2 separate regions of the Homo sapiens genome follow, and region 2 is linked to region 1. Evidence: chromatin loops called from intact Hi-C (ENCODE). Cell type or tissue: IMR-90. All regions are shown on one strand.

Region 1 (4,000 bases):
CCGCGAGGGTCCGCGGCTTCATTCTTGAAGTCAGTGAGACCAAGAACTCACCAATTCCGGACACACTATCATGACTAGAGATGTGCACCGACGCCAAACCCAAAAAGTTAACTTTTTTTTTTTTTTTTTTTAAGATGGAGTCTCGCTCTGTTGCCCAGGCTGAAGTGCAGTGGCGCGATCTCGGCTCACTGCAAGCTCCTCCTCCCGGGTTCAGGCGATTCTCCTGCCTCAGCCTCTGGAGTAGCAGGGACTTCAGGTGCCCGCCACCACGCCTGGCTAATTTTTTGTATTTTTAGTAGAGACGGGGTTTCACCGTGTTAGCCAGGATGGTCTCGATCTCCTGACCTTGTGATCCGTCCGCCTCAGCCTCCCAAAGTGCTGGGATTACAGGCATGAGCCACCGCGCCCGGCCCCAAAGTTAACCATTCTTTAACCCAAAAAGCTAGGTGGGTTTTTGCTTGTTTGTTTTGTTTCTGTTTTCAAACCAGCACGACCTGTGGTGACCAGTAATGGGAAAAATGGAAGAAGCTCTCTAATCCTGTCCGCAGCTTCCCTGCCCATCACTCGTGCACACCCACATCCCCCTCAGGCCCACAGGGTTACTTTATGATGACCACTGGCATGTTTAGATTTCTCAGATGTAGGAAGAACTTCAAAGCACAAATTCCTTTCATGGGGACACAAGTTTTAAACTATGTTTCATAACTGTGAGCAATAGAAAAAATGGGGCCATCTAGGGATACACACTTAACATTCCTGGGACTCTGGACATACCACAATGCTCACATAATTCTGTAACTAGAATGTTATAGTAAGCTTTTTGCTCTAAGCAATTCATGGCAGATAATTTAAATAGACATCAAATCTAATGTGTTGTGAAGAGAAATGCTGCCTGTGGCTTCTTGGTTCTTTATGAGAGTCAGTGTATGCAAGCATCTAGTGTAGTTCCTGGCCCACGTTAGACCTTGAGCCCTTCTTCCAAATGAGCCTCAGCTGCACAGAGGCTGTGAAATGCTTCCAGCTAGTTTCCCTCCCATTGCAAACAGATCTTGGCCTAACACCTGCTCAAAGTCCACTTATGTCACCCCATCTGTGTTTCTCAAAATCGGATCTACAGCCCACCTCCATCTCAAGCACTTGGTGGGGTGAGAGTTAAAAATGCAGATTTCTAGGCCCTTCTCCAGGCCTACAGAATCCAAAGCTCTGGGAAAGGGGCCTAAGGATCCACCTTTTTATCAAGCTCCCAAAGTCATTCACTAAAGCTTGAGAATCCCTGATATAGAGCTTCACAGTTCTATCCCTCTATTAACTTAAACCCTGGAAAAAGAATTTCTGCACAATGTCAACAGAGCCTGTTACAAAAATGACTTCATTGTTACTTAAAGTTATGCTCTCTGTCTTTATGGATGTCTAATTCAAGAGCCATCTGAGGGCTCATTTCAGTATCTTTTATACTGAAGTTAAGATTCTGTTCACTCCATAAATCTCTGTATTTTATACAAGAACCCATACCATTCATTGGTCATTTCATTTATTTGCATGGAGAAAAAAAAATTATCTGCTGATGGATTTATTTGCTTCCTGTTGTCAGAAAATGAAAAATATATAACTGTGTTTCTCTTACAGCTTTAGCTACTGGAAATCGTGTAGCAATTTTCTTACCTAAGTGTGGCAGTCTGTTCAATTCTGTGCTCCATATATATTTACTGTTTCTTCTCCTTTGGGGTGAACTCTGTTTTGTTTCACATTTAAATGGCATAGGCAGTGACTTCTGAACCACTTTAGACAGGGTATAAATTTTTACAAACTAGAGAGCATTTTCTTGCAGTGTTGTATTCTTGGCATGCAGCAATTCCTGAATAGCCACTTGAGTCCAGATAAGAACTTGCTTGTTGTAGGATGCAGGACTAGTAGTACTGTGTTCTGTGCAATGGGTCTCTTCATAGGTTTGGATACTTGGGTCCGATTATATTTGTTTTGCTCATCTGCTTTTACAAATGCAAGCCAGAGACAGGGAATTATGATGCGCTTCCAATGCTTTCAGAATCCACTCGCCCTTTGTAGACCATGAATTTCTGAAGCAACATAGAGTCTCCATGGCTACCTGACAAAATTACTAAGGCTGCCAGCGCCTGCTTCTATGTGACTGAGTGTGAACTAAACAAATTACTACAGCCAACACAAGTAGAGGATTTGCATCTCTGACTCCTGTAGGGGGAGATGTTGAGCATCCAGCTGAAGCCCAGCAATATTCCTGGCAGTGGCTGTATCAAGATTTGCTTTGGTGGTAGCCAAACCCTCATGCATAGGACGTAGCCCCATGAGTCATTTTCACCCCCAAACCTCCTACTGTTTATTAATCACTTATGGCAACCACATACTCATGGTGAAGTTTTAGTTGGAACAGCAATGAATTTTGCTTAACTTTGCTTCCCTGTATGAGTCCTGCGCTTCCCTCAGCACCCAACACCAAAGCACTAGTTACTTAACTGACTCTTTCAATGTCCCCAGAAGTTTCTTTTTAAATTATTTTATTTATTTTATTTTTACAAAAATTCAGGTGGTAAAAATATGGAATGCTTCAGGAATTTGCGTGTCATCCTTGCACAGAGACCATGCTAATCTTCTCTGTATCATTCCAATGTTAATATATGTGCTTCTGAAGTGAGTACTCAGAAGTTTCTTTATACATACCTATCATGAGACAGCTTCCATTTCAGTCCAACTCAAATACAATGAAGAAATCCTCTTTGAAATATCCCTGCTGAACTGTTATTATCCACACCACCTAATAACAAAATTCCTTAAGGGCAGTATGGCCTAGGGTTTAAGTGCACACACTTTGGGTTCAAAAAGACCAGGATTCAAATCCTGGTCCTGCCTCTTACTATATGTGTGTCATTGGGCAACTTACACAATCTCTCTAAGACCAGTTTCTTCATCTGCAAAGTATGGATATTAGTAGTACTATTTCAAGAGTAGTTATTATAACCAAATGATTTAAGAATTTAGCACATAGTAAGCACTTAATAAAATAGTATTTATTAGTACTCACAGAGTAATCTGCTCTGAGATGAACAGCTCTATTGATAGCAAGTTCTTTCTTATATTAAACAGATAAAACTTTGTCCCATTTGTCTCACTCTTTCTTCCTAGTTCTGCCTTCAGAAGCTATCCAGAATAAGTATATTCCTTATTCCACACAACAGCACTTTGAATATTTGAGGGAGGTATATTTGAGAACAGGTATCATTTTTTTCCAGTTTGACTTTATCTAGTTCCTTCAACTGTGTCCCACATGACTTTGGATCTGTCACCATCTGTGGCAGAGCTAGCTAGATGCTCCCCAATCCCATTTCCTCTTCTTGGGCATACAAGAATACCCTAGCCATTGGGTTGGGGCATGTGACTGGGTTTCGGCCAATAAAGCAAGATTAAACGTATGTGTGCTATTTCTATGCCAGGCCATGTGTCTTATGAGATCTTCCTTGATCTCTTTCACTCATTGACTTGCTTAGTGCAGAGGATCCAGTGGAAAATTCTCAGGACACATAAGAGGCATGGAATCTGTGAGATGGAAGACGCTTGAATCCCTGCGTCAGCACATAGAAGGCTACCTCTCGTGCACCTGTCAGACTGTGGCATGAGTGTTGTATTAAGCCATTAAGACTTGAGAGTTGGGCCAGGTGCAGTGGCCCATACCTGTAATCCCAGCACTTTGAGAAGCTAAGGTGGGAGGACTCCTTGAGTCCAGGCATTTGAGACCAGCCTGGGCAACATAGCAAGACCCCCATCTCTACAGAAAACTTAAAAATTAGCTGGGTGTGGTGGCTCTCTTGTAGTCCCAGCTACTTAGGAGGCTGAGGTGGGAGGATAGGTTGAGCCCAGGAGGTCGAGGCTGCAGTGAGCCATGATCACGACACTGCACTCCAGCCTGGGTGAAAGAGCAAGACCTTGTCTTAAAAAAGAAAAAAAAAGCTTGAGTGTTTATTTATCACTG
Region 2 (4,000 bases), 160 kb after region 1:
AGAGGATTTTAAAAGCCATAGTTCTATCCTTGTCTAAATATTACTATCCCTACTGTAAATCATACCCATTCAAACTTCTCCCCATAGGAGCACCCACCTTAAGAGGAATTTATTTTTATTTATTTATACAAAGCAACACAGTAATCTCTCTTTCTCATCAACAAAAACTTCCGGCCTTATTCACAAAACTGACTTAAAAGTCACTGTAATGATGGCTTGCTTCCTTTATGGTGCCACTGGGATTTTGGAAGTACATAGCAGAGCCCAGTACGCCTGGGATTAAGGAGTGGTCCAGAGTGGTGTGCTGATAACCCCTAAGATTGGAGTGGGGGCGATGGAGGGGGACCCTGAGTATTTACTGCTAGCTATTCATTGAGAAAGTGAAGGGCAACCCTCACCTAGCAATTTCCAAGATGAACATCTTCCTTCCAAGGACACTTCATTTAATGGCACTAGAAAAGTTATAGGAAAAATGTTTTTACCTAATTTTAGAACATGCAGAAGATTTGGACAATCGTTTCCTCTCCTATAAAGGAGTTTTGCAAGCCACTTTTAACAAATTAAGTGGAGCCCAAAAATTCAGACCTTCAATTATGAGCTGTCACTAGATAGCAGGCACAAATTGGTAGCCCTTAAAGCAAAATACAGCTCACGGATGCGTTTTGTCTGGTCAGCACAGTGTCTTTACTTTTCAAAAATTTATTTAATTAAAATGTCTTTACACTGGAGTGATCCTCCCACCTCAGCCTCCCAAGTAGCTGGATCTACAGGTGCACACCACCACACACGGCTCATTTGCCTCATTTTTGTATTTTTTGTAGAGATGGGGTTCACTATATTACCTAGGCTAATCTCCTAATCCTGGGCCCAAGGGATCTGCCCACCTCGGCCTCCCAAAGTGCTGGAATTACAAGCATGAGCCACTGTGCCCAGGCTTCACAATATCTTAATTAAGGATAAAAAAATTATCTTCACTAAAATGAGGTTGGCCTTGCACTTTGGGAGGCTAGGGCAGGAGGATCATTTGAGGCCAGGATTTCGAGGCTGCAGTGAGCTAGGAGCACAACCCAGTACTCCAGCCTGGGTGACAGAGCAAGATCTTGTCTCTAAATAAATAAATAAAAGGAGGTGGGGAGGGTGGTAAGCTGGAATCTTAGTTGTTCATAACTTTAAGCCTGTCCGGAGACTTCTCCACAACCTTCAAGTACCACCTGCCTTGTCCAGCTCACCAAGAAAGTAAAGTGGCCTTTGTTGCTTTGGGTTTCACCAGAACATTTCATATTAAGTAAAATGCATGGGATTCCATTTCTTGGCCATGATAAGGGATAAAGGACAGAGTTAGACTTTGACATAAACAGGACTCACCCAGTAAGCAGCCAGTAGGAATGTTGGCAAAGTGTAATTAGCCAGCTGGTCTGTTTAAATCCACCCTCTTCTCTAAATGCCAAGTGTTGAAGAATTAAATATTTTAGCATGCCAGGCATAGTTCAAAACCGGATTTTTAAAATCCATTTTCATGTTGCCTCCTTTCTCTTTAGCCAGTTTTATGTACAAACTAGGGGTCAAGTAAGTTAATACTTCCAACAAAAGGGCACTGAAACTTTTGGTCAGAGCCAGTTGTGAAGTCAGTATAAACTTTTCCTGAACTCTTGCTCAAGAAGAAAACTTCTTGAGTCTTAATTATCTTTGAGGCTGGAATGCTCAGAGCCCATCTCACAATCTAGTCCAGCCCCTTCAGTAGGACACATATTTTTCCTTCTTGCCTGGGTTACAAAAGATATGCTGGTTATCAAAACAGACCCAAGGCATGCATGAAGCAACTGAAAACTATGGTTGCTTGATAAAGCCCAGTTCTCATCTTTTTTGCCTTTGCAAATTCCAATCTCCTGTTCTGGAGTCTGGGAGGTAAACAGTCTTCCCTGGAATTTTCATACATCCACATCCTGGGTCTCCTGCTTTGATTGGTTCAGCCTTCTCACGTGTTGTCTCCTCCTTATCTTTCTCCTTGGCTTGTTAATATGTTTACTTCAACTAAACTAAACTCAAATGTCATGGTCCTAATCAAAGCAAGAGCATTTCAACTCATTAATTTTTCCATTTGCCTTCTGATATTCAGTCTAAAATTTGCATAAGCTTAGATATTCTCGGACAAGTAACTTAGAGTAAGGGATTGCAACTATAAGGGCTTAAGTGTCTTACCACAGAAATGTTAAGGTTCTGTCCTGCCTCCCTCTCAGATTAAGCAGTGGCCAGTTCCTTTGAGATTTTAGGAAAAATTGCTCTCACAAAGGAATAGCTTATAGGAACTATTCCACCTTAGGGCATTTATTTACTGAGATATTTCCCATTTTGATGTTATTAATTACTCTTTCCAATGAGTAATAAATATTTTTTTAAATTCTGTTTTCAAAGAAAAACAACAGCATGCCTTTTGCTCTTCAAATCTCAGAGTAGTATGTTGAATATGAATATAAAATTTACCATATGGCCATATATTAGAACTTAATCTCGTTGTTGTTGTTGTTGTTGTTGTTGTTGTTGTTGTTGTTGTTGTTGTTTTGAGACAGTCTTGCCTGTCTGGAGTGCAGTGGCACGGTCTCGGCTCACTGCAACCTCCACCTTCTGGGTTCAAGCAATTCTTGTGCCTCAGCCTCCTGAGTAGCTGGGACTACAGGCATGCACAACCACGTCTGGGTAATTTTTTGTATTTTTAGTAGGGACAGGGTTTTGCTGTGTTGGCCAGGCTGGTCTTGAACTCCTTGCCTCAAGTGATCCGCCCACCTTGGCCCCTCAAAGTTCTGGGACTACAGGTGTGCGCCACAGCGCCCAACCTAGAGTTTAATCTCTGCCAAATATGCTACCAATTCTTAGAGGCTCTATTTGTCAGAAAGTAAAATGCACAATTAGAACAACTGTAGAATATAGAGTTCAATGTGTTTCCCTCACATCCTGTTATAGTACATAGAGCCAACACATTTGTTTTTCTTTTATGGTTCCTAGGAGAAAAATCCTCTGCTTTTTCCTTACACGCCTCATTTGGTGCCAAATCCCTGATGTATATGTATCTAGGGTCAGATGCTAAGCAAATATCATGGGCCAAAGACCAACACACATGTGCAGTGGTTAAACAGCCTAGGAAAAGTCTTTGGGTGGACTTCAGCAAACTGTTCTTTTCCTCCATTAAACCCAAATTCCAATCTCCCCACTCTTGGCAACATTGCCCAATTTCTGAAATTTCATTTCTTCCTTCCTTGTTTTTAGTATCCACTTGCTTGGCTCTCCAAATTCCCGCTCAGCTGCGCCTTATGGATTTCATATTGAACCAGTCTTCTGCTCCTGGTTACCCAGGACTGTGTCTCAGGTGCCCAGTCTGCCCAGTATGTGATAATGCTCTGTGAGAAAGGCAGTTTATGAGATTGTTTATAGAGTACAAACAAACAAACAAAAGTAAAACTATGCATGAAAAATAACCTAGTAGAAAATCCATCAAAATATTAATATAGTGATAGCCTCTAGAGGGTGAGACTAAGAGTATCTTTTTAGTCATCTTTCTACTTTTCCATTTTTCAAAATTATCTGTGCATCACTTTTTCTTTTTCTTTTCTTTTTTTTTTTTTTTGAGACAGAGTTTCACTCTGTCGCCCAGGCTGTAATGCTGGAATGCAATGGCACAATCTTGGCTCACTGCAACCTCCGCCTCCCAAGTTCAAGTGATTCTCCTGCTTCAGCCTCCCTAGTAGCTGGGACTACAGGCACACGCCACCACACCCAGATAATTTTTGTATTTTTAGTAGAGACAGGGTTTCACCCTGTTGGTCAGGCTGGTCTCGAACTCCTGACCTCAGGTCATCCACCCACCTCGGCCTCCCAAAGTGCTAGGATTACAGGCATGAGCCACCGTGCCCTGCCCACTTTTTCTCTTAGTAGTTTTCCTGTTTTATATATATTACTCTTTTCGTGTGAAGGACTCAAGAAACTCTTTGAAAAAGCTCACACCCAA

The links. Peaks named below come from ENCODE experiments on the same cell type or tissue, not always from the same donor. Only the 100,000 strongest peaks of a DNase experiment are listed, where the experiment ranks them.
Region 2: it touches region 1 in a loop (5-fold over the local background); 1 of 110 quality-filtered maps calls a loop at or near these places.

Annotation. Positions count from the first base shown.
Region 1 is chr2:203,780,709-203,784,708 of GRCh38, reverse strand. It overlaps the pseudogene RNU6-474P. Among named protein-coding and RNA genes, the nearest start is that of CD28, 76 kb to the right of the region's middle. In IMR-90, a CTCF peak has its summit at 2,216; DNase peaks (open chromatin) are centred at 698 and 2,288; H3K27ac peaks cover 769 bases.
Region 2 is chr2:203,624,977-203,628,976 of GRCh38, reverse strand. No RefSeq gene overlaps it. Among named protein-coding and RNA genes, the nearest start is that of CD28, 80 kb to the left of the region's middle. In IMR-90, no CTCF peak of the experiment used is centred here; DNase peaks (open chromatin) are centred at 1,386 and 1,796; H3K27ac peaks cover 2,360 bases.